Linked DNA regions of Mus musculus: all the other regions are linked to region 3. The links are chromatin loops, found by intact Hi-C in ENCODE. Cell type or tissue: heart. All regions are shown on one strand.

Region 1 (8,000 bases), 120 kb before region 3:
AAAAAACACCCACAAGGTGGTCGAAGAGACATTGCAGGTGACTGTCATCTGCCACTCAGCTCAGCTTTATATATTATATATGTGAATGATTCCATCACAAGGGTGGAGAAGGGAAAGCATGGAGTACAAAATGTGTGTGCTAGTTTTCTCTATTTTTACATGATTGTGCTAAGCCAGACGTTCATCTTAACATAATCTGAGCGGCATTGATTTACATGCCTACCAGTTTGCTGAGAGAGCTTTCATACCCTAGCTGTCATAACTAGGCAGCTCTAATTAAAACACTGAACAATAAATGCATATGCTGTCTGCCAGGCTTGTGCATCGCCTACAAGTGGTACAAATCTTTCCAGGGTAACAATAGCCCGTCCCTTCTAAGGCATCATGTGCTATTTGCAGAGGGTTGGCCACTTTGCCTCTGTGGAAGCTGTGGGCCATTTGTGTTGCTTTGAGAGGAACAAGTGAGCTGTAAAGCAGTTGATGGCAGGATGACTCCAGTCCAACCTGACTACTGTCTCCTTTGTGTGTGTACTGAGTCCTTATGGGAATTCATACAGACATTCTAGGGATAAAAAATCACACTTGGCTCCTCGGGAATGAAATAAATAAAAATACAAAAGCAGTACAGGGAGAGCAACTGAAAAGGACTCAGCCACATACTTCTAAACATTTTGGGCACAGTATGAAGATAGCAATAATTGAAAAAGAAGTTTGCAAAGCCGGGCGTGGTGGCACACACCTTTAATCCCAGCACTTGGGAGGCAGAGGCAGGTGGATTTCTGAGTTCGAGGCCAGCCTGGTCTACAAAGTGAGTTCCAAGACAGCCAGGGTTATACAGAGAAACCCTGTCTCAAAAAAAAAAAAACCAAACAAACAAACAAACAAAACAAAAACAAACAAAAACAAAAAACAAAACAACAACAACAACAAAAAACAACAAAAAAGAAGTTTGCAGTTGCCCACCCTGCAATCTCTGATTTCTGAAAGTTTATAATAAAAATAAAGGGATTCTTTTTCAATTCCCAAGTCAATGACAATTATAGCCTCCCCTAGTCTTGAAGCAGGCTGATTCAGACTTTGCTGCCACTGAAAATGAGATCACCTGGGGTATAGCCTTCACCTGGGGTGTAGACTTAGATGGCTATATTGTTATGTCAACTACACTGCTCTTCTCTGAGACTCTGCTACCTGCTGAGAGACCCTTGAGAAGACACATCCTATCCTGCACACCACCTACAGGATGGCTCCAGGCACCAAGAATGGACTGGCGGGGAGGATGGGCCTTCCCCCTTATAAGCACAGTCTCTTAGTCAGAGAAAAATTTGTCTTGGCCTCATTTTTCTCGCCGTCTAGTCTTTCTCTCTTTCAGCCCCAGCCTGCCTTCCAGAAATATGCGGTTCATGTAGGCTGGGGGGCCAGCTTACTACTTCAACAGACAATGTTGTCAGCCCCCTCCTGTCTCTCTCTAGATAGTCTGAGCTCTTTGAAAGATATCTCAGGGACTTGGGCATTGTTTGCATGCTCTGCAATGAACATGAATTGGTCTAATGAAAACGGCTTGAGGAGAATCATTTACACTGAGCAGTCACCCTTACCGTGGGGAGAGTAGACTCGGAGGTTAATGGGTATAGAAGAGATGCCTTTATTCATTCCTGTTACGCGGTCTGTTTCTGCTTCGATCTCATGTCGAACTTCATCAAAATCTGTAAATTTTTTTCCTTTGCAATGTAGAAACTCGGCATATTCTAAAACAAACAAACAAACAAAAAACCTAGAGATATGCATGCATTTATGTCAGGATTACATAAAAAAAGACAATGTCTTATTTAAGTAAAAATCAAATTACCAATGTTATTCCTCAGCTATCAAAACAACTCAGCAGTTACTAAGAATAATGATGCCCTAAAAAATGGCAAATTTGCTAATTTTTGCGTAACAGTGAAGTCCTATAAGAAGTCCCTGCACCATCAAGCCTAACAAATGGTTAGACGTAATTGTGGCTGCCTAAATGATAGACCAAACAAAACATGGCACCCTGCTATTTAAAACCTTAGATCTGGAGTGCACGCAAGACCTCCCCACTAACACTGTACTACTGACATCTCCTCTTTCAACATCACCATCCCCTTAGGATGAAGGCTGTTACACAAACACAACTTCAGGAGCAAGGTGACTTAGAAACAGTATTTGCTCAACTCTTTTAAAATGTAGTATATTAGATTTAGCAACATACTATTCAAAATACCATATCAGTTTGCATATATAGAAGTTTTCTCAGGAAAAAATAGACAAAGTATTATATCAAAAATATTTGCCTACAGTTGTTTGATTGGTTGTTTGGCTTTTTTTGTTTGTTTTGGGTTTTTTTTGTTTTTGTTTTGTTTTAATTTATTTTCATTTCATCTTTTTTGAAACAATGTCTGGCTATATAGTCCAAGCTGGTCAAAATTTTTTTATGTATCCCCAGATGGTCTCAAACTCCTGCCTCAGCCTCCTAAACACTGGAATTACAAGGTCTGCCAACACTTTCCAGCTGCTATACCGTCAGTTTTGATGCCCACTTCTGAAGATATCTGTGAAAACAAAACTTTACAAGAGCTGTAACACTAAACAAATCTTGGAAGATATTTTCATTGCTCCAAGCTGAAGAAATGTTCCACCAAACATATAATAAGGCTGAGCATCTTGAGCCCAGTGGATACTTAAGCTAAGGATAGACATCTTCTCTACATTTTTTGCCAGAGACATTGAAGATCCATCTACTAAAACTGGCCAAAACCAATGGGGATGTCGTTTTAGAATGTGGTCCCTCTTTATCAAGCACCTTAGCATTGCCTTGAGAAACCACTGAGAATGTAAAGCTAACACAGGCTTTGTGGAGGAGGTATGAGTCTGCACTTAAAATGCTAGGACATGCAGAGATAGAGACGTGGGAAAGGACAGGAAGTGGAGCGGGAACAACTGAAGTGTGGGAAGAAATTCGTGCTGTATATGAAGAAAGAAGAAATCAGAGTCTTCATTACATCAACAGATCCCTGGCAGAGGCTTCTGTCTGGAACCATTCTCTGAGGGTGAACGAAAGATTTAACCTCTTATTTGAGGGCTTAAAAATCAGTTTTAATTGGAAAATAATTCTTTATGCTTACATAACGTCAGTTTCCTTCTCTCATTCCATTGTTTCAACCATTGCCTTCTAGTGCTGAATGACAAAAGTCTGGCAAGTGGGGAAGACCAGGGACTAATCTGAATGTCTTCTCAGAAGTCACCTCCTTCTTGGGGCTCTCATCACCTGCCCTTGCTTATCTGACCACTGTTCCCATCTTCTAACAGCAGACAGACAGTTCCCATCTCCTCCCCAGCAAGGGGAGTGAAACAAGGACTCCTGAAGGAGACTAAGGAGTTCTGCTTCAAGCCACCAATATTTTGAATGACCTTGCTTCCCAAATGCTAGCGTGACAATCACAACCTAGCAGAATTGCTGTCTTTCCTGTCAAGATGTGTCGACAAAATTTCTGTCCTCTTTAGGTTCTCCATATGACAATCAGTCTCTGTTCTCTGCAAAATACCAAACTAGCTCAGGCTGTGCATCGTCTAGATGTTGGTGAACACCCAGTAACGGTTTATAGAGCTTTGGCATCTGTCCTGAAGAGATCACTTTGTTTTCCCTACAGCACCACAAGATGGGGCCTTCATATCATTATCCTTTCACTTGCAGGAATGTGAGCATTTGAAGGTAAGTATAAGGCCCACGAACAGGAAGAAAAAGAAAAAAATCAGATTTCAAATAAATAAATAATATTAATATGAGAAATGGTTCATATCTAGTTCAGTGATGTATGGGTGTTGACCATGGGCAAGGCCCTGAGTTTGATCCCCCAAACACAGTGGAGAAGTAGAAAGTAATCTAAAAATAAAATAAAATAAAACTCTCTATATTCCAGTCTGGTATAATCCTTGGAAAACGCACACCTGAGCACCTGCCACTGTGCTGTTACTATCAGAAGCTCCTAGGGTCTCTCTTGTGGCCACATCTTCCTTCACCTGTTAGTAAATCTGAGTAGAATAACTGGTCAAACTGCAGAGAATAAATGACTGTTGACTGCTTGGCCCTGTGTCATACCCTCTAAGACCGAGGGTGCATCATGGAAAAGGGGAGGGAAGTCCATAAGACCTGGGGGGGGGTCTATAAAACACTGTCTTCTGGATATGCTGTGGTTGATGGAGTCGTGAAGCGTAGCAGCTGGGGTGGTTGTACAGGACCTTCATGTGATAATATGTCACGAAAGTACAAGAGACTGGTTGAGAAGAGTAATGTCTTTAGGCGTATGAGGGGGGATAAAAGAGAGCCAGAAGGATTGAATATGTTTATAATATATTACACAATTGTGTCAAATTGTCAGTTAAATTAATAAAAACTTACCACTGACAATTTGTGTAGCACAAAGCGGGTCTCCTTGGTCACCACTAGATGGCACCTACTCGCTCTTTCTGCAGGAACCCAGCCAGCGTCCTTCCAGAAGGTTAGAAAATCACTGAGGTTGCCAATTTCGATTTAAATTCACTTCTGGACTCCAGAAAATACCTTTATCCTAGAACTTGGAGAGTTTCTGCGTGCAGGATTATCAGAAACCTTTGTGTCCCACAAATGGATTCTGCGATGTCTTTATTTATACTTAGTTAATTGAAGAATCCTCTTTAAAATCTACTTGCAGAAACTGAGGCTTAACAGAGGGGGAAGAAAACCACTGCTCGCAAGGTCACTATGTAATGAAGCTACGTGGTAGCAATGTGTACCTGTGTACCTGCCAGTTGGCAAGAGTGGCAGAGACAATGAAAGACAGGGGGGTTGGAAAGACATGGGGGGCTGGGAAGACAGGGGGGCTGGATATTGTGGGGAATTCTGGAGCAATATTTTGAGGCTTCTTTGATATGATAAAGTGGCATTTGAGCAACAATTGAAGAACAGGAGGGAGCAAGCTATCTCTGTGTGTAAGAGCATTTAGACAGAGTGATTGCAGTCACGGCATGCTGAGCTTGCTAGAGAGGAGAATGAAGGCAGCTGTGGTTGGAGGTAGGAGCAGGCTCGGATGATGGAGAGCCATTCATTCTAGGGGACTTTGTGCTTACCCTGAGTGATAATGTAGACTACAGAGGGACAGGGGCTAGGGAGAAAATATGAAGACATTGAAATGAGTGGCACTGGATGCTGGATTAAGGGGGACACAATGGGGAGCTAGAGGAAGCAGACACTATAATAATCCAAGTAATAGCAGAAGGGGCTTGGAGCAACTCTTGGACACCAAAGAGTTGAGAAATGGTTGAATTCTAACATACTCTGAAGGGAAGAGAAGATGATCTACTGATGGGTTCCCGTTGGGCTGCAGGAGAAGAGGGTGCTAACAGTGGCTTCACAGGAATCCACCTCAGCAATCAGAAGAATTCTGAAGTAGAAGAAACTGGAAGGAAGGGCCTGGGACAGGATGGGGAAGGAGGCAGAAATGAGGAGTCCAAGGTGGGAACTCACTGAGCTGCATGTGAGCATGCACATGCATGCGCGCGCGCACACACACACACACACACACACACACAGGGCATCTACTCCCGATGAGGGTTGTACCAATGCAGTTGGTTCAGTTTAATCCAGTGTGTGTGGATGCTGCAGACTCCCCCAGAAGATGGCAGCCAAGAGCTTGCAGCCAAAACAACAAGGTAGCTTTTTCTAATTAGCACAGAAATGCCTCTGGGGCTACATTCCTAGAGTCTGTCATGCAGGGAGAAGTCTGAGCTAGATAAACATATATATTTGGAACTCGTTATATTCAGAAAGGCTCAGGGCACTGGGCCCCGGTGTGGTAATCGGAAACAGAGGTGGAGGGCTGAGAGAAAACTCAAGAGAGGTGAGCTGAAGTCCAATAGAAAGGTGAAGACCTTCCAGGTCCTTCAGGACATTAGTAAGAAGCCACAGTGGAAGTGTGGGAGAAAGGATAACTCATTTGGGATTATAGGAAAGCAAAAAGCCAGGAAGTAGAGACCGATGATCAGCAACGCTGTTAAGGAGTTTTGTTGTGAAAGCAAGAGAACTGTGGCCTGAGTCTGGGACAGAATGTGAAGTCAAGAGAGCGCCCTGGGATACATGCAAACAAACAGCGTGTTCACAGGTGAACACTGACAGCTTCTGTCGAGTGTTACAGGAGAAGTGACAACGTAAGAGCAAGAAGCAGGAGATGCTGAAGCTGTGTCTCAGGGAAGAGGCAGTGAGAGGCCAGAAAGAACAAGACAACCCCAGCAGCCCATCCATAAAGTGGAAGGAAACAGCAGGTTGGAGTGAGGCTGATGGGGGGGGGGTGACATCCACCCTTGAGGGTGAGAACTTGTCATGCATGTCTCAAGTCAGTGACTGAAAACATTTCTGGAGCCAGCTAGATGGCTCAGTGATGCTAAGGCTGATGACCTGAGTTTGATCCTGGAACCCTTACAGTAGAAGAGGGCCTATATCCTCAAATTATCTTCTCTCTCTCTCTCTCTCTCTCTCTCTCTCTGTGTGTGTGTGTGTGTGTGTGTGTATATGTGTGTGTCTCTCTCTCTCTCTCTCACACACACACACACACACGAACACACAAAAAATACAAACACACAGGAACACACAAAAATGCAAACATACAAGAACACACTATGAAATAAATGTAAAATAAATGTTTGGTTTGGTTTGGTTTATGGGCTGGAGAGATGGCTGAGTAGTTAAGAACACTTACTGCTTGTGCAGAGGACCTGGGTTCAGTTCCAGGCGCACACATGGTAACTCATGTATCAGTAACTAGAGTTCCTGGGGATCAGTGCCTTCTTCTGGCTTCTACAGGCATTGACGTTGCAAGTACATGTATGCAGGCAAAAATATTCATACACACAAAATAAAAATAAAACTTAGAATTCAAAACAAAACTAAATTGAAAAACTAAAAATGCTTGCATATATTTTCATTGTTTACTAATTGTACAATAATAGTATTTCTACTCACAATGTAAGTTACAGAAAGAGTGAAAGAGAAAGCCCATGCAGCAGCGAGCTGTAGGAGGAGTCTAAATGAGTAACCAAAATAACCGCAGCAAGCATGGCGATTTGGGCTTAACCCATATCTACCTCTGGGTTCAGATCTGCCAGGCAGGATGGGGATCTTCCTATAAAGTCAAATCTTACAGGATGGGGAAAAAACTGATGCTTTGCCATTTGCAATATTCAGTTAAACCCAGCAACCCCTAGTCGACATAGAGAAGTGGCCTCTAGTCTATCCTCTACTCAACCAGAGACTCACAGGTCTGGACCCCTCTGTGTCTAACCATATGGTGAGAAATGACAGACATGCATCCCACTCTCTTACTAGAAAAACACAGTTCTCGTAACTGTAACTCGCAGCCATAGGGTTAGACTGTTCGACAGCTGAGTTCCTCGAGCAGCAAATCCAGGACGGTTAAGGGATGGCTGTGCCTAGCAGGAAGCCCACGTGTAAGTAGAGAGCAGAGACAGAATAAACGTTTTTGTGCACTTGGACCACTGGTATGATCAACATCGTAACAGCCACCATAAGGCGTCACAGTTCTCAAGTAAATCTTTACAAGCAGTGCACAGCCTAAAGGATCATGGGGACCCTCCTGCTGGCTAAACTCCAAGTACATGAAAAGCTCAGGGAGGGTTGTCACAAAACTAACACACCGGTGACTCGGGAAGAAAAGGTTGGTATGAATCCGGGTGTGAAGGAATTGTAGCACTGATTCTACGCTGAACTCCATAGAACAGGCTTTTGAGGCACTGAAGGGTGAGACTTTTTAAGGCCTGGTGAGCGTGTACCTGCTGTAGCTTGTTTACAGTGGGAATCTCCTTTGCTTGAAGACTTACGAGGCACAATCTCATTTTGTGATTTTGAGATGCGTTCTCATAGAAAATCACAGTCTCCAGTGATGGGCTCCTCTTGTTACACCCCTCCCACACCCCTGGGTTCTTTTTGC
Region 2 (8,000 bases), 85 kb before region 3:
TAGCAGATGCCTCAGAAAGGCTTTCAAAGCAGAAGATGCAGAACCAGGCACTAGAGAGAGAGGAAGGGACTGAGTACAGGATGGTAGCACAGAAGACTGGATGGAATCGCAGGAAGCTACTCTAATTTCTCGATGAGCTTAGGGTCTTATTTTACAGAGATCTTGACATTCTTTATAATTACTAAGGAAATCTCTTGTTATTTATAATCCTAAAGTTATTACTAATAAGCTTTTGAGGCTAAAGTCAAGTAAAAGTAAAGTCAATATTTGCTTTGCAATATTGAGTTTCCCTCACCCTTCATGAAGAGATGTTAAAAAAATTAAACTATGTATAAAATATCTAATTCATATCAACTTAGAACCACAATGAATGATGTACAATCCCTTCTTTAATATATATAGACATTAAACCTTCCAAAGGACAGTAACCAACAGGCAGCATGACAGATATTGCACATGCATGCCTGAACACATACAGAGACACATATAATTATACATAGATGTACATATATAGGTACACACACAGACACACACAAAGATACATACAGAGAAAGAGACAGACACACACACACAAACACACATAGGCACACACACACATACTGAGACACACAAAGAGAAAAACATACACAGAAAGAGAAATACTCAACAGATACACACAGAGAGACAGAGAGAGACAGAGACAGACAGACAGACAGACAGACAGACAGAAAGAAAGAAAGAAAGAAAGAAAGAAAGAAAGAAAGAAAGAGAGAAAGAGGGAAGAGAGAGAAACAGAGAGAGAGAAAGAGAGATAGGAACACAGAGACACAGACAGAAAGATATTCCTATTGTTTAAAATTCAAACTCGACTTTTGAAACCAAAAAGAGTTTGAGTTTTAATCAATATAAACCAGAGATAAGAACAGAGAAGAAACAGAAGGACTTGAAGCCTTCATCTAACACCAATAGACATGCTAACATGGAAAGAATATCACAGAGCCCCAACCCTAGGAAAAGACCCATAGCATCTAAGGAATGCAGAGAGTAAGAAAATAGTCTCACTCAGGAAAGACTTGTTATCCAATACCAAGGGGTTGGACCTGAAATCATATACAGACAAGTAACAGTTTATGAACTAAATAAGTTCCATTTATAAATTTAGTAATTTACATGTATACACAAATATACTTGTATTATATTATACATATATATGTGCTACCAAATATATATATATATATATATACATATATACATATGTGTATATATATATATATATATACACACACCACACACATACATACACATAAATGATGGGTTAGTGTGAAGAATGGAAGAGAGAAATGAAGCAATTGTACTTTAACTGTCAAACTAAAAATGTACTTAAAATAAAAATAAAAAATTGTTTATGTGTAATCCCTATTCATAGGAACCTCAAACCCTACAACTATCAGAGCATCAGAGCTCTCTCTCTCTCTCTCTCTCTCTCTCTCTCTCTCTCTCTCTCTCTCTTCCTGTCTTACTTGTGTATATGGTGAGTGTGTGTGTGTGTGTGTGTGTGTTGTGTGTGTGTATGATATGTGTGTGTATGGCATGTGTGTAATGAATGTTTATGGTGTGTGGGTATGTGTTGGGGGAATGTGCATATGTGCAGCGTGTGTGTGTGTGAGTGTGGTGTGTGTAGTATAGTGTGCGTGTGTATGTGGGGGGTATATGTTGGGGGAGTGTGCATATGTGGTTTGCGTGTGTGACTGTGAGTATATGTATATGGGTTGTGTATTTTAAGACAGTCTCACTATACAGCCCAAACTCACAGCAATCCTCCTACCTCAGACTCCTGAGTACTGTGATTCCATACATAAGCCTCCACATCTAGCTTCTTATCCTACTTCTGATAGCTGCCATTGCTGTCACCTCATAACTGCTATCAAGTAAAGTTACATGTAACAGACTTCCTTGCCTGGAGCATGTGTGCATAAACATCTTTCTACACACACTTCTCACATGCTCATAATGACTTATCATTCTTCCAAAAGCACAGGGAGAGATGTCTCTCACTCAGCACAGCTCCCAGCCCACAGATGGCTCCTCTGAGGCCTACAGGGTCCTTCACTTCCTTCCTCAACTACCACATAACTGCTTCCTCAGTTATTTAAAGGTACTTAACATGATTTAATTCTTAATTTAAAATTATGGATCTAAACCACATATTTGTGCGATGTTTTTATACTTTTAAACGAGTACTCTCATGGAGTTCTTGGTGGTGGCTTCCTCTAAAACCCAATTCCCACTCTAATTAGGAAAGTTAAGAGCAAGGCACAGATTTCAGGATTAAAAGTAGCTGACAAAGTAGATGCACTGGCAAGATAATTTGCCCTTTTTTCTACTGCCTCTGTTATTATTGTTAGGATTACTGGAATGGCCTTTGCAACAGCCAAACTCTGGTAGAACAAACACCAGGCAGCAACTCTGATGAGGTCTCAAGACTGATTATCTACCTGACAAACACTACTGTGTGGAAGCAGCCACACCTGTGAACTAGCAAAGGCACATTTTTAAGTTGTCTGAGCTTGACAACCACAAACCCAAGTCCCTCCCGTCTCATCTCTCTGTCCCCTAAAAGTGTCTGGGCTCCACATCTTCTGGGTAGCTCAGAAACATCTCGAGGTTGTTTTGTGTAAGAGAGGGAGATGCTCTGTGAGTAGATGCTTGCAGTGCAATCTTGAGAACCCAGTTTGAATGCCCAGTGCCTACTTTAAAAGCTAGTTGTGGCAACAAATGCATGTAACCCAGTACAAGAGACAAATGCAAGAGGGTCCTGGGGGCTTACTGGCTGGTCAGTCTAGCCAAGTAATGAGCTTAAAGTCCAGAGAGTCTCAGTCTCTCTGTCTCTCTCTCTCTCTGTCTCTCTCTCTCTCTCTCTCTCTCTCTCTCTCTTTCTCTCTCTCTCTCCCTTCCTCTGCCTCTCTCTCCCTCCCTCTCCCTCTCCCTCTCCCTCCCACTACTCCCCTTCTACACACATACACACAAACAAACACACACACACACACATACACATGGTTTGGTTTGGTTTGGTTTTGGCAATTCTGGAGTTTAAAACAAGAATAAAATGTATCGCACATTCAGTATTCTATGATATTTTTCAGTTGTCTATGAGAGAAGATAGCTAAAGGAAAGGAAAAAGCAAAAGGGAGACAGAAACAACTCAAAAACTTTACTGAAGATAACTCTGTGGTTAATGTTACTACCACAGACACAAAGCAATATTGAAAACAATCCTAACAACATTTTCATGAAATGACCTGTAAAGGCAAGTGATCCTCAATGTGGAACCATTAACAAATAAGGTTCAAGGTTAACACAGTCTCACCCCTACTTCCAGCTATGACTGTAATCAGAATATCAGAAATAATATTCACCCTCTTATCCTAAACAACAAAGGAAAAAGCAGTGGACTCCAGAGAGATCATGGGCTATAAAACCTAAATGCTGGAAAGGTCTTATTGGAAATGTCTGACAGTACCTACTTTAAATGAAGTTTTCTTAAAACTTACTAAGTTTTTTCTTTTAAAAAATGGGACAAATACTTCTTTCAGTTAGCCAAAAAAGTAGAAATCAACTCAAACACTTTGTCTATCATTATATATGAGACAGAATATTTCCTATGGTATAGGCCATGCTAGTCTCTCTGCATGTCCTTCGTGACTCAAGTACCTGCCCACCTTGGCACTCTACAGTGGCTCTTGCCTCTTTGTGAATTTTATTCTTTGAGAGAACCACTGGAATCACCCTCTTGGTTCCTCAAGATTGTGTGACTAACAAACAACGTAAAACTGCAATCCGACCTCTTCATCCCACCCTTCATTCCTCCAAACCATTTAACATCTGTAACATACCACACAAATTACTTCATCTTTTGTATGTCAGTCTATCCTAGACTCAAGAGAGACACTTTGATCACTATGGGCCATATATGCAAACCACCGATATTTGCAGAGTGAATGAATGTATAAATGAATGAAAGTTTCAGTCAACATCGAATGATAATAGTTACCTTAGATTGACATCATTATTTCACAATTAAAGCTGTATTGCTTACATAATTGTATAAGCCTTTCATTTTACACATTTCTTTGCCCAAAGGTTTGTGTATATCTCTAACATTGCCACAGATGCTTTTGCCTTAAGATGCTTTTGTTTAGATAACAATGTTTGCTTTTACACTATTGTAAATGCATAGTGTGTGTCTTTCTTGACTACAGATATTGTTACAGAATTTTAAAGCATGTTATCCAGAGGGACTCAAAGCTCTTAATAAACAGCCATGCCACCTTCAATAGGTTTTCTCTGAGTGTATCATATAAACCTTCTTATCCTTCTTCAATTCAAACATATTAATAATACAAGTATCTCTTGTAAAAAATATACAAATAATTCACCTACTCCAAAACAAAGAAAAACAAAATGCAAACTACAAACCTGTGTGTGTGTTTATATATTCTGGCTTTTCTTCAGCCACAGAAACTCAGCTTATTATATGCATATTTACAACTCACTATTCCTGGAGATAATTAGAAAAACACACAGTGCTGGCATGGAAATAGGAAATGTGTGTTGATTAGCGAGGGATTCATTCAACAGAATCATTTTCCTTCCTAATTAGTATGATAGCAAAACAAAGACTGTGTCACGTGCAGCCTCTGTGAGCAAGGATATCAGTGTCGTGCTCTTGGTCTCAGACACTGGGGAACAGACACCTTAGTCGGCTGAAACACAGATACCCCAGTTTACAATAGGCCAAGATCAGCCCTGTGACATACAGCCACATAAAAGGCCAAGCCAGCACACAGAAGAGAAGGGCTGGCTGTCCTGTGGGACTACTGTTGTAGAAATATTTAAATCTCCACAAGGACTTTCTACCCTGCCTTTTACCATTTAGTTCCTGGGGTGGGGGATACATTCAGCCTTTATATTTACAATAAGTCTTAAACAGAATAAAAGCTGGGCAGATACCTACTCTCGATGCTATTAGAATCTACTCCCCTATTGACATCCCTGAAATATTATTTACTACTTACTGTGTTTCATCTGAGCTGCTCTTAACTCCAATTGGCCAGCCCTCAAGGTCCCAATCTCTTGACTCCTAACCCAAGGTAACTTCTCCTCCCTTCTCCTGTGTCTTCTTCCCACTCCTGATTTTACCTCTGACCCTGAGCCTGCCAAACCTAAACCCCACTTATGTCTCTTCTGTTCAGCTATTAGCTGTTGGTATCTTTATTTTCTAGTCAGAAATAACTTGGGGGCAGGATCACTTAGCCTTAGCCTCGTCTGTCTGTCTGTCTGTCTGTGCTCTCATCTCTGGAACAACCAGGTATTGGAGGGTTTCACTTAGCATTACAATAGATAGCAAAAGATCAAACCTCACAATTCCCCTTTTTAGGCCAATAAAATGCTCTTTCCTCTGAAATATAAATTAAATACAATTATAAAAATTATGTAAATTATAAAGTATGATATACATTTATAACATCTAGTCTAATATATTTGCCAATTTAAATAAAGTATTATATTGTCTACCATAACTTAATGAGTTTACAATTCTTTACCTCAATCATGTTTGATTTTAATTTGTATTAGCATCTAAAAACCATCTTTTTAAATCTAAAACATCTTCTTTAATGCTAAACAACGTAAGTTCAATTGTGAGACTACAACTAGTCTTCAACTCCATCAAAGTTATAAGAAGGAATATATATTTGAGTGTACAGGAATGTAGCTTGCAAAATTTTGGAAGAGATAGCTGGATAGTCCCCAATGAAGCAGGAATTATGAAGGACTAGCTTACTCTGCCTTAGTAGAGCCTAGCAATTGACTATCCTGCATTCACTTATCCTTTTTCGACAGCATTCCGTCTGCAGATAAAATTAGGGCATTTCTTGCATAGTGGCTAGCTTGCCACCTTTGAAGCCACTCCACATGGAGGTATTGATGTTCATCACCTCCCTTGAAGTAGAATGGGGATACTGTCAGGAGCAGACATGTCTAGTAGTCAAAAAAATTTTAATAATGAAATAATATTAAATGCCATAGATTTTGGACGTCTGATGCTTTTGTAGTCCATCTATCTATATATCTAGTAAGACCATGAGTTTGACTATTAACTTGCATTACTTAATTATTGTAAACAGTTTGTAAGAGCAGCTATTTAAAGGACTGAATCTAAGCCCTGTGTTCTTAAATGAGTTGTATAAGCACAATGCCTATCTAAAAGTAACAAAATTTTAAATTTTATATCAATGTACTAAGATTTATACCAATAAAAACTTTAAATCTGTATCAATATACACATTCTATACCGATGTAAGAAAATATAACTCTAATTCTAGATTTCTGCCAATGTAAGATCATGGCTATATAATAATTTAAGAGTAAATTTAATAATCTATCCCTATTTGTCTAATTTCTGGAGGAAGCCACCATGAGGGAAGAGGAACCATGAGCATGTGGCCAGGAGAAACAGCACTGGGGAGGTAGCCAGGACTGCAGTTAGAAGGCTGGATAGATTAGGGCTGACTCCAACAATTGTCAAAGTCAAATAAAATAAACCATAGTCTGAGTCTCATTTATGTGTAAGCTAGTTGGGGATAAGCTTAGATTGTTCATATTACAGACTATACCCCAGGCCACATCACTAAACAGTCATCTCCCTTATTGTTGTTTCTGTACACCCGTCTTCCGTGCTCAGATAACTTCTTCATATTACCCCTATATATAACAATTGAAGGGGTTAACCTTATTGTCCCAAAGATGAAAATGAACATTCAAGCCACCACTGCTAAACCCAATATCTGTTTGTGAATATGGGGTCATCCTTAATTCAACGTATTCTCCTCTGTTGAACACTACAGGAGGTGGTGTAGGGACTGTGTCTTACGCGTACAGTTGCACCACTCAAGAAATAGCTTTCCCAAGAATAAAGGAGATCCAAGAGCATTCGCCAAGCATGTTGGTTCATTTGCCTCTGTGAGTGCCCAGCTGGAACTGCTTAAGTACAGATACAAAGTAACTTTAAAATGTGTTTAAGCAAACACAAATTTAGACAATAAAAAGTTTAGGGATTGGAGAGATGGCTCAGGGCTTAAGAGAGTGTACTGTCCTCTTGCAGAGGACCTGAGTTCAGATCCCACCACTCACATTCAGTTGATTTACAACTGCCTTTAACTAAAGCTCAAGGAATACCCAACACCTCTGAACTCTGCAGGTACCCAGACAAATATACATACCCAATACACACACACACACACACACACACACACACACACACACACACACACACACACACACACATATATATAATAAATTACAAAATAATAATAAACAGTATAGGTAAATTTTCAACATTATACTTTTGTTTATACCTCTCTCTCTCTCTCTCTCTCTCTCTCTCTCTCTCTCTCTCTCTCTGGGTGTGTATGTGTATATGTGTGTGGGAGTGCTTCCTAGGAAAGAGGATGAAGACTGTGACAAATCCAACACCTTGAGGAATAAAGGACCAAGAAAACACATTTCTTGCTTCCCAACACATCCAGCAAATGCAAATCCCGCAGCACCATGGGTCGTGATTTCTGTGACTTGAGACACAAGGAGCAATAATGAACGGGGCAGTGTGGTGATAGGGAGTGCAGAGGTAGATGTAGAACAGCGTATGCACTTGCTCTCTGTAGGAGTAAATCCCATGCCTCGTCTCTCATCCTTAAATCTTACAGCCCATTGACAGCATACCTTTTAGACCTCTGCGATGCTGATTGTTACAAGACAACCCAGTATTTCAGTGGGAGTAGAAAAGAAAGAGAGTAGAAACAAAAGGAAATGCCTAAAGTTAAGTTGCTTATTTCTCCTCCTCTCCAAGCACTTTAAGCTGATAAGAGTTCTTGAGTGAAAGACCAAGAGACAAAGAGGTCTCCATAGAAACATAACTTCCAGGGTGGAAACTCAAGACAGCTGTAACCATCAGTGTTTTCTCC
Region 3 (8,000 bases):
ACATCCACAACCGGATACATTCAATGGTATTTTTAAAAGAAAAACAGTATAAGCACACTATTTTTGATGGAAAGATATGGTCAGCCACTAAAGGTGGATTGTTAAGTGGTAAACAAACAGTCAATAAACACGAGAGTATTTTGAAGAGAACAAGCTTAATTCAGAAGCAAACAGTTTACCCAAGTGAAGATCCTGGTGCTGGTCTGTACTCGGTCACTGCACAATTGGTCAAGCATTGCAGTGAGAACAGCTATGAGCAGAGGAGAAAGACTGCCTCTTAAAGAACTTTATATTCGTTATGAAGCTCCTGCTTAATAAAAGTTAAAAGATTCCACTGAAACATGAAAACCTTTTCTTTTTCAACCTGGGCTGATTCACTTCTGAAAATGAAGGGTTTTTTTTTTTTTCCTTTTCCCTCCCCTAAGGTTGAGTTATAATTAGAAATTAGATTCCTCAATCATTCAATGACCAAAATCTTTATTAAAGTCAAATGACCTTCTAATTAAGTTTTCTCCTTAATATATAAATTGCGCTAGACAGGGCTACTCTGCAGCTAGGAAAGGTTTTATATATTTACTAAATGAGCATATTCTATGTTTATTATCTTCTTATCAGCCTTACAGTCACTACTGGTAAAACTTTATAAAGTAGGGAAAATGTTTAACACATTCTGATAAGTGCTCTGATTTTTACAGTCCCCATTTTTCATTTTATTATGGAAGAATGCTCAGAATTAAATATGTTACTCTCCTGTGCCTCTGTTTTATCCTCATTATAGAAGAATGCAGCTAATGAGGGGAAATGTAGACATCTTCATTATACCACTAGGAAGACTGTTCTGATTTGCCAGCCTGGATGGCAGAACTGAGATATGTGCATACACTTTGCATTGAAATCAAAGGCACCGAGCAAAATATGCTTAAATATAAGCCGTTCCAAGGAAATTATAAGGAAGATGCATAAGAACATGGCTGTTGCGTTTGAAATATGATTTTAATCCTTAAAAATGAGTATCATTAAATAACTTCTTGCCTTGGACCAGAGGTCTGAGATGACGTAGGCAAAATGCTTTGCTATTGCTTTTTTTTTTTTTTTATTGAGCAAAAATTAATTATAAAACCAAGGAGAAATGATCCAGGGAACTAACTACGAAAGGGTAGCTGTCAACTGCGAGCAATTACACGGTCTTATCTTTCTAGTTCACATTGAAGCAAGAAAAACGAAGAGTATCTCCTGAGAGATGGAGCATCATTCGAGAAAAAGGGAAACGCACTTCGCAACACTCACACCCAAAAATGTGGGAGTAGTCAGCAGTACAGTTTACACATTGCCAAGCAATAACAAAAAGGAAGAAGGAGATGGAGAACCACAGCAGGAACCCTCTGCATCACAAGCCGCTCACCAGCCAAATAAAAGAACAAAGTGTAATCTCAGATTGCCCCATCCAGCCCACCGTTTTCATTGCTGCACCTTCTACCTGGTTTACTACTGGGAAACAGATTCCAGCCTTCAGGATGCACTCCTCACACAAGGCCATTAAGGTAACTCAATCCTTCCTGAATTGTTTGCTGGAAAAAACGTTGATTTCTGACTCAAAACAATAACAACTCTTTGTTGTTGTTTAAAATTGTGAGACATGAAGCTATAACTACAATTTGAATTCTGGATGTTATCTTGAAGACCCGCTGGATAAACAAGAGCTTAAGGAATGCAAGAGGATTGGTGGGGGGCGGGAGGGGGGAGGCGGCGCATGGCATAGAAAGAGTGCAAGAGAGATGCTGGTCAGTTCTGAGATGGTGCAGGAATGACAAGGCACCTGAACATCGCAAGTCCACGGTCATCCCTGGAGGTCTCGGGTTTTCAGTCATGCCTGAGCAGTGAATGGGTGCACACTCATAAACACACCACCGTTTATTCTTCAGCTCCCAAGGCGAATGGTAGGCAAGCATCTCCCCGTAAGCCTTCACCACAGGGATTTCGGGGTTCACACACCCCGCCTCCCCTGCTCGGGGCAGGCGATGACTGTTTCAAACAGTGTAAGCCTTCACCACAGGGATTTCGGGGTTCACACACCCCGCCTCCCCTGCTCGGGCAGGCGATGACTGTTTCAAACAGTGTAAGCCTTCACCACAGGGATTTCGGGGTTCACACACCCCGCCTCCCCTGCTCGGGCAGGCGATGACTGTTTCAAACAGTAAACAGCTGAGATGAGAGTCAGGGACAGGGGATGGGGGGCCGGGGCGGCGGGGGGGTGGGGTGGGGGAGAGGGGGGTGTGGACGAAGAAGGAGGGGTACATCCCGGCTGAGAGCTTCCAGGAGAGTGACAGGGAAAGGAGAGGGGTGTTGAGAAAGAGAACTGGCGACTGGAAAGCACCAGGCTGCGCTTCCAGGCTGCCAGGGGCTGGCGCGCACCAAGCCAGCGAGGGAAGTGGATCCCAGGGCGTACCCCGACTCCCCCACCGAGGGTGGGGAGGAAATGGCTTTGTATGGCAGGATGAAAGGCAGACAGGGGGTCACCACCGGGTAGAGAATGCTGGGGCGAAGGATGCTCAGAGCAAGGAGGACCCCGCCCGCTCTAGAAACACTAGTGCTCTGCCTCCAATCCGCTGCAGCCTCTAGTCCACCCTCGGGGCTCCCCACACCGTTCCATGTTCCAACGGCCTGAAGCACGGGGCTCCCCCCACCCCCACGGACGCGCCCCCACCGCGCTCCCGGTGCGCTCACCTGCCCACGAAATTCTCGAGCACTGAGCTCTTGCCGGCGCTCTGGCCGCCCACCACGGCGATCTGTGGCAGCTCTAGCAGACAGCTCTGTCCCAGAGCCGAGAAAGCGTCCTGCAGACGGTTCACCAGAGGGATCAGCTCTTCCATCTCCCGGTTCCCCATCTTGCCTGTGCGGCCAACTGCCCCACAGGTCCCTGTTCGACTGTGTGACCTGGCAGGCAGCCCAGGCCTCGAAGCACTTGTCCCGGTTGTCGCTGTGCGGGGCTCACACGGCGGAGTCCCTGCACCGATGTCCGATCCCTGCCTCCCACTGCTAGGATCCTGACAGCTCACAGCCCACGACGCGCTTGCGCAGCCCAGAGAGGCGAAGGAGGCGTGGCCTGGTCCTGAGACGGTCACGCCCACACCACGCCTCTCGCCCTGCTTCTCCCTAGAGTTTCCAATCCTACTGGCCTACGGTTGGACTGCCTCCCAGCTTCAGTCAGATGCCACTGCCCAGGCTAAAGGGCAGAGTACTGCACTTGGTCAAGGAAAAGCCTAAAATCACACCCAACAGGAATTGTTGTTCCTTTTGAAGGAGCTAAACCACACAGACGAAGCCTAGAGGAAAGCACTACCATCTACCATCAGCTAACAGCACGTTGACATCAGCTTCACCATGCACCACCACCACTGTACGCACCAGAATACATTTCCCAAAAGGAAATCTCACATTTCACCCCCTACTCCAAAACCCCAGATTGCTGTGGGATGCAGAGATAAACTGGCCTTTTAGAGTCAATCCCCATTAGAAAACTGGGTTACCTGACCTTATTGAAGTACTCATCATTACCAGCCTGTCCTACTCTACCTTCTGTAAGCTAAAGTGTAGTTCCTTGAACCTTTCTGTTCCCTACTCCTACCATACTCATTCTGGCTTTTAGAATTCCTTGCCTGAGCTAACTGTCCTTTTAGCTCCTGGTCAGGACAAAGAGATTGGCTGTTGAGTCCATTGTAACCACGCAGTCTGCACTCGATCCGTTAAATTTAGCACACTGAGAAGAGTCTGTGCCCGGAGATGGAGACACGAAGATAAATGGCCATGGTTCTTCACCTCCTTATCGTGGTCCTGTTTCCTGTGCATTTTGAATACTGATACCTCTCAGGATTTAGTGCGCAATATTTACTTGTCCTGCACATCTTCCATCTGATGATTGCCCAATGGCTTTAAGTAACCTAAAGACTAGAGACTACATAGGAAAATGTGTTGCATCTCTAGCACCCTGGGGTCTTCACTGTCACTTAGGCATCACCATTGCACTATTGCCCTTCTAGGACAACAGTGAACCAAGTCTGAGCCTGCCCCACGTTTCCTAGGCTCGGTGGCTCTCTGGATATGCTATATGATAGCTGAGTCAGTCTTTCACTTTTCATGCCTGCAAAACCAGTACCACATGGAGTACAGAGCCATGCTTTGCTGCCGGTTTGGGATGGAAACTTTGGACCACTATTGCAGCAACCTCTACGCACTGACCCTGAGGAGCTGGTGGCAGGGACGTCTGTGGCAGAAGAGGGTGGAGGCTGGTCATATTGCATCTATAGTCAGAAGGCAGAGTTAAACGGATGCTGATCATCAGCTACCTTTGTCCTTCCTAGGCAGTCAGAAATCTCAGAAATCCCAACACGTGGAGTAGTCCCACCTTAACTAACCTAGCTAAAGACACGCCCAGAGGTTTGTTTCCATGGTGATTCTAGATCCTTCCAAGGTCAATGTATTTGATATAAAGAAATGATTATGGTTAAATAAAGTCATAATGGTGGAACTCTAGTTTGAAAGAGCTAGTGTTCCTGTAATAAAAGACACCAGAGACCCAGCCCCATCTGCCATACAAAGACACAACAAGATGGCAGCCATCTTCCAAGCAGAAAGATGGCCCTCACCAGGACAGATCAGCAGACATCTTGACCTTAAACTTCCCAGCCCTGAGAACACTGGATAAAAGTGTCTTTTAAAGTTATGCAGACAATGGCATTTTGTTATACGATTCAAGCTTACTGCAGATGTAGGGTGTATTTAAAGGAACCTGTGATGGAAACCAGGGAGCAATGACTGCCTCTGCAGAGGGTCATGGATAGCATCTAAGAAGACATGGTCCTTGCTGGGTTCCTCCTGTACACCACTACACTACACGCTGTATAAGCTGAGGACACTAGCCCACGTCCAAAGTGTTTTGAGCTCTAATGCAAAAGACTATATGCTATTGTGCATTAGAAAGAAAATATATCAGCTATTTGAAACCTCTAATCCGTCCTGTTCACTTAGTTCAAGAAGCCGTTCAGAATTACTCTTGCCAACTGCTTTTCTTCTTTACTTCCCTTTTCCAGATTATTCCACAGTAACATGGGGACAAGAGACTCTGAATCCACGCAGAAACAGCCAAGGTCCTTCAGAGGTGTAGATTTCTACTCATAAGCTAATCCACGTAAAACAAACAGGAAACAGAAATACAAAGTGGAAAAGCAGATGGGACAATCCCACAGAAAGCTAATATCTACCTTTCCAATATATATGAAAGCTGAGGAGGGATGTCTGCTCAGTGACGAGTGTCTTGAATGTATCATACAGTCATCTCAACCCTGTCCCAACCCCAGTGATGGATGGTAGGTTCCTCTCCCTGGCTCCCATATCTATGTCATCACTACTTTCCTGGTAACTCCTAAAGATTCAAAACTCTTTTTGTCTTCTGTGTGTAAGAACTTAGTAAGCCCATAAGAACACTGATACATAAGTATGTATTTTACTTCATGGTCAATCTAAAAGATAACCTTAATGAAAGAATAGCACCAAAGACCAAGAGGAACTTTTAAAACTGATGTGGCCTCCCCCAAAAAAGCCACACTCCATGAAACACAGTCACACTTCCCTTTAGATAAACAGAATTTTCTCCATTTTGATCACCTACCTTGTTTATAGGACTTAGTTACACACAGCCTGGCTATTTCCAAAATTAAATCTATAAATAATAAATATATATATATATATATATATATATATATATATATATATACACAGAGACATATATTTTAAATATGCTGCAGGATGAAAGCATTCCCTGAAAGAAAAATTTTCAGTAATGAAAATATGCCTAGAAAAAAATATGTAAACTCTCCCAAAAAACACAGACTCAGATATATGAGTTTAGGGATTCATGTTCTTAAAAATCCACCACATTATTACAAAGTCATATCTTGTTTATTTCCCATAGTGCTCAGCACAACATTTAATAAATTTTTATGAGGCAGAGCTGCACCAAAATTGTAAGCATTTGCCATGCTATCCATTTAATAGCTGGGTAATAATACTACTGCCTCAAATACTACTTAGGATCTATTTGGGCTCTTTGCTTCTTTCTGCAAAGGTTTTTCTTTTTCTTCCCTTTGCACAGATTTTAGACCCTGTCTGAAAATCAGATTCACTGCAGAGGCCTTTTCAAGCTTGTTAAACACGATGAGAAATTTAAGCAGGCAGACTGTCCAAGCTGCAGTCATTCTGTGTGACACTGACACCATCCTTTCTCTCCTTCGACTTAGGGGGCTGGTAAGAAGGTATGGACTCCCTACCCCATGCTCCTCATGCACTGCCAGGCATCCAAACAACTGCGGAAGAGGCCCTCTAGGCTCCTGCTTCAATGGCTTCTGTTCATTTGAGATCTGACAGATGGACCCTCATCAGTAGTCTCCTCAAAACATGGTCAAATTGACACATATGCAGGAGAGAGAACAGTGGTGAGCAAGCTTAAAGCACTGAGAAATCAAGGACAAGAAGAACAGTCTGTGTCTCACATGTGCATTTTTAACACAGAGATGCTTCCTCTGTCAAGCAGGTCTACACGTGTTCTTCTGGAATCTCTTAGGAGCGCTTTGAAAGGAAAGCTATTCCATGCTTTAACTCTCAGTTGTTGAGTTGTATCTTCAAAATTTACAATTGACTTGTTGAATTGACCTCCCTGTAAATACTGTGCGTGTGTGTGTGAAGCTATAAAATTCCATTTTAAAATACCATTTATGAAATTTTTAATGGCACAGAAAGATGATCAAACTTTTAAATGAGTGTCTCTCAGCCCCTCCAGACCCAAACCCTCAGTCCCTGCCCCAGTGATTCAACAGAATACCAAGTACAGCCTCCGTTGCCCCTGTCCATATCTTCCTGTGAATGCCACAGATCATGCCTTCCTAACCCCAACTCCATCCTCACCATTCCCAGCCCCCAACTCTAGCAGGCACCCCTGCTAAGCCACAGGTCATGCCCACCAGAAAACTAGGTCTGCTGAATGTAGGCCTTCTCCTCTCTCTTTCCCCAGACTCAGTCCCCAAATCTTGTCCAAACCCAACAGCACACCCTGGCAGCCTTCCCTGTTCCCTCCTCCCATCTCCTATGAATTCCACAGAGCTTCCCTTTCTAACCTTGCTTTCTCTACATGATACTTGGTCCCAGCCCTCAACAGCAGCAGGCACTCCCTACTGGCCCACAGACCACTCCTGCTAATCTGTAGATTTTCCATTTTCCTTCTGGTTCCTAGATATAAACCCCAGTCTCATGCCCAGAGCTTTAACAGACCCTCTGGGGTGACCTCTCTTCACTGTCTCTCCTCAGTCCAAGGAGGCAAATTAAGCAGATCCTGATTTTAAAAATGAAACAAAGCCAAACAAAAAGAGCCCTCTTCTTTGAACCTATTCAAAGCCCTAGCCTATCTCCATTCCTGATGTCATCCAATAGCAAGAAGCACATTTTATCTGGAACCCCCAGAGGCCTCAACTATCAAATCCAAAGAAATCCTACCAGGCAACACAAAAGCATCACACTCTCCAAAAAAAAAATCCAAAAAGGAAACAGAAACCAAGAAACAAAACACCTAAACAACAAAGACAAATCCATAAATCACCACTTAGATATATAATCATGCCAAACCCAGATGCCTAGACACCAGCATAAAAACAAAATCAATAACAGCCAGAACAATATGTCTCCACTAAAGCCAGCTATCAGCAGACTCTGAATATTCCAACATAGCTGAAGGACAGAAAAAGACCTTGAAACTAACTGCATGAAGATGGTAGAGATGCTGAAAGAGGAAATTAATAAATACCTTAAAGAAATGCAGGAAGGTACCAACAATTGGAGGAAAATAATAAATCTCTTAAAGAAAGCCAAAAAAAAAAAAAAACCACAGTTGATGGAAATGAATAATACTCTTCAAGACCTGAAAATAGAAATAGAAGCAATTAAAAACACACACA

Evidence for each region. A loop is a pair of places that touch in the nucleus more often than their neighbours do. Peaks named below come from ENCODE experiments on the same cell type or tissue, not always from the same donor. Only the 100,000 strongest peaks of a DNase experiment are listed, where the experiment ranks them.
Region 1: a loop joins it to region 3, with 2.5 times the contacts of the local background. A loop is called at or near these places in 12 of 42 quality-filtered maps.
Region 2: a loop joins it to region 3, with 4 times the contacts of the local background. A loop is called at or near these places in 5 of 42 quality-filtered maps.

What each region holds. Positions count from the first base shown.
Region 1 is chr1:162,353,765-162,361,764 of GRCm38, forward strand. It overlaps Dnm3 (dynamin 3), which reads right to left. Exons shown (of 21, transcript NM_001038619.2): 3 at 1,596-1,745. Among named protein-coding and RNA genes, the nearest start is that of Gm39688, 23 kb to the right of the region's middle. In heart, CTCF peaks have their summits at 4,466 (motif pointing right) and 5,683 (motif pointing right); no DNase peak of the experiment used is centred here.
Region 2 is chr1:162,390,091-162,398,090 of GRCm38, forward strand. All of the region lies in intron 2 of Dnm3 (dynamin 3), which reads right to left. Among named protein-coding and RNA genes, the nearest start is that of Gm39688, 14 kb to the left of the region's middle. In heart, no CTCF peak of the experiment used is centred here; a DNase peak (open chromatin) is centred at 4,691.
Region 3 is chr1:162,474,939-162,482,938 of GRCm38, forward strand. Dnm3 (dynamin 3) reads right to left here and starts at 3,096. Exons shown (of 21, transcript NM_001038619.2): 1 at 2,725-3,096. The coding sequence starts at 2,885. Gm31985 (a long non-coding RNA gene) reads left to right here and starts at 1,728. Exons shown (of 3, transcript XR_373653.3): 1 at 1,728-1,937; 2 at 5,088-5,363; 3 at 6,294-6,715. In heart, a CTCF peak has its summit at 3,192; DNase peaks (open chromatin) are centred at 2,533 and 3,093; H3K4me3 peaks cover 1,790 bases; H3K27ac peaks cover 669 bases; H3K27me3 peaks cover 1,785 bases.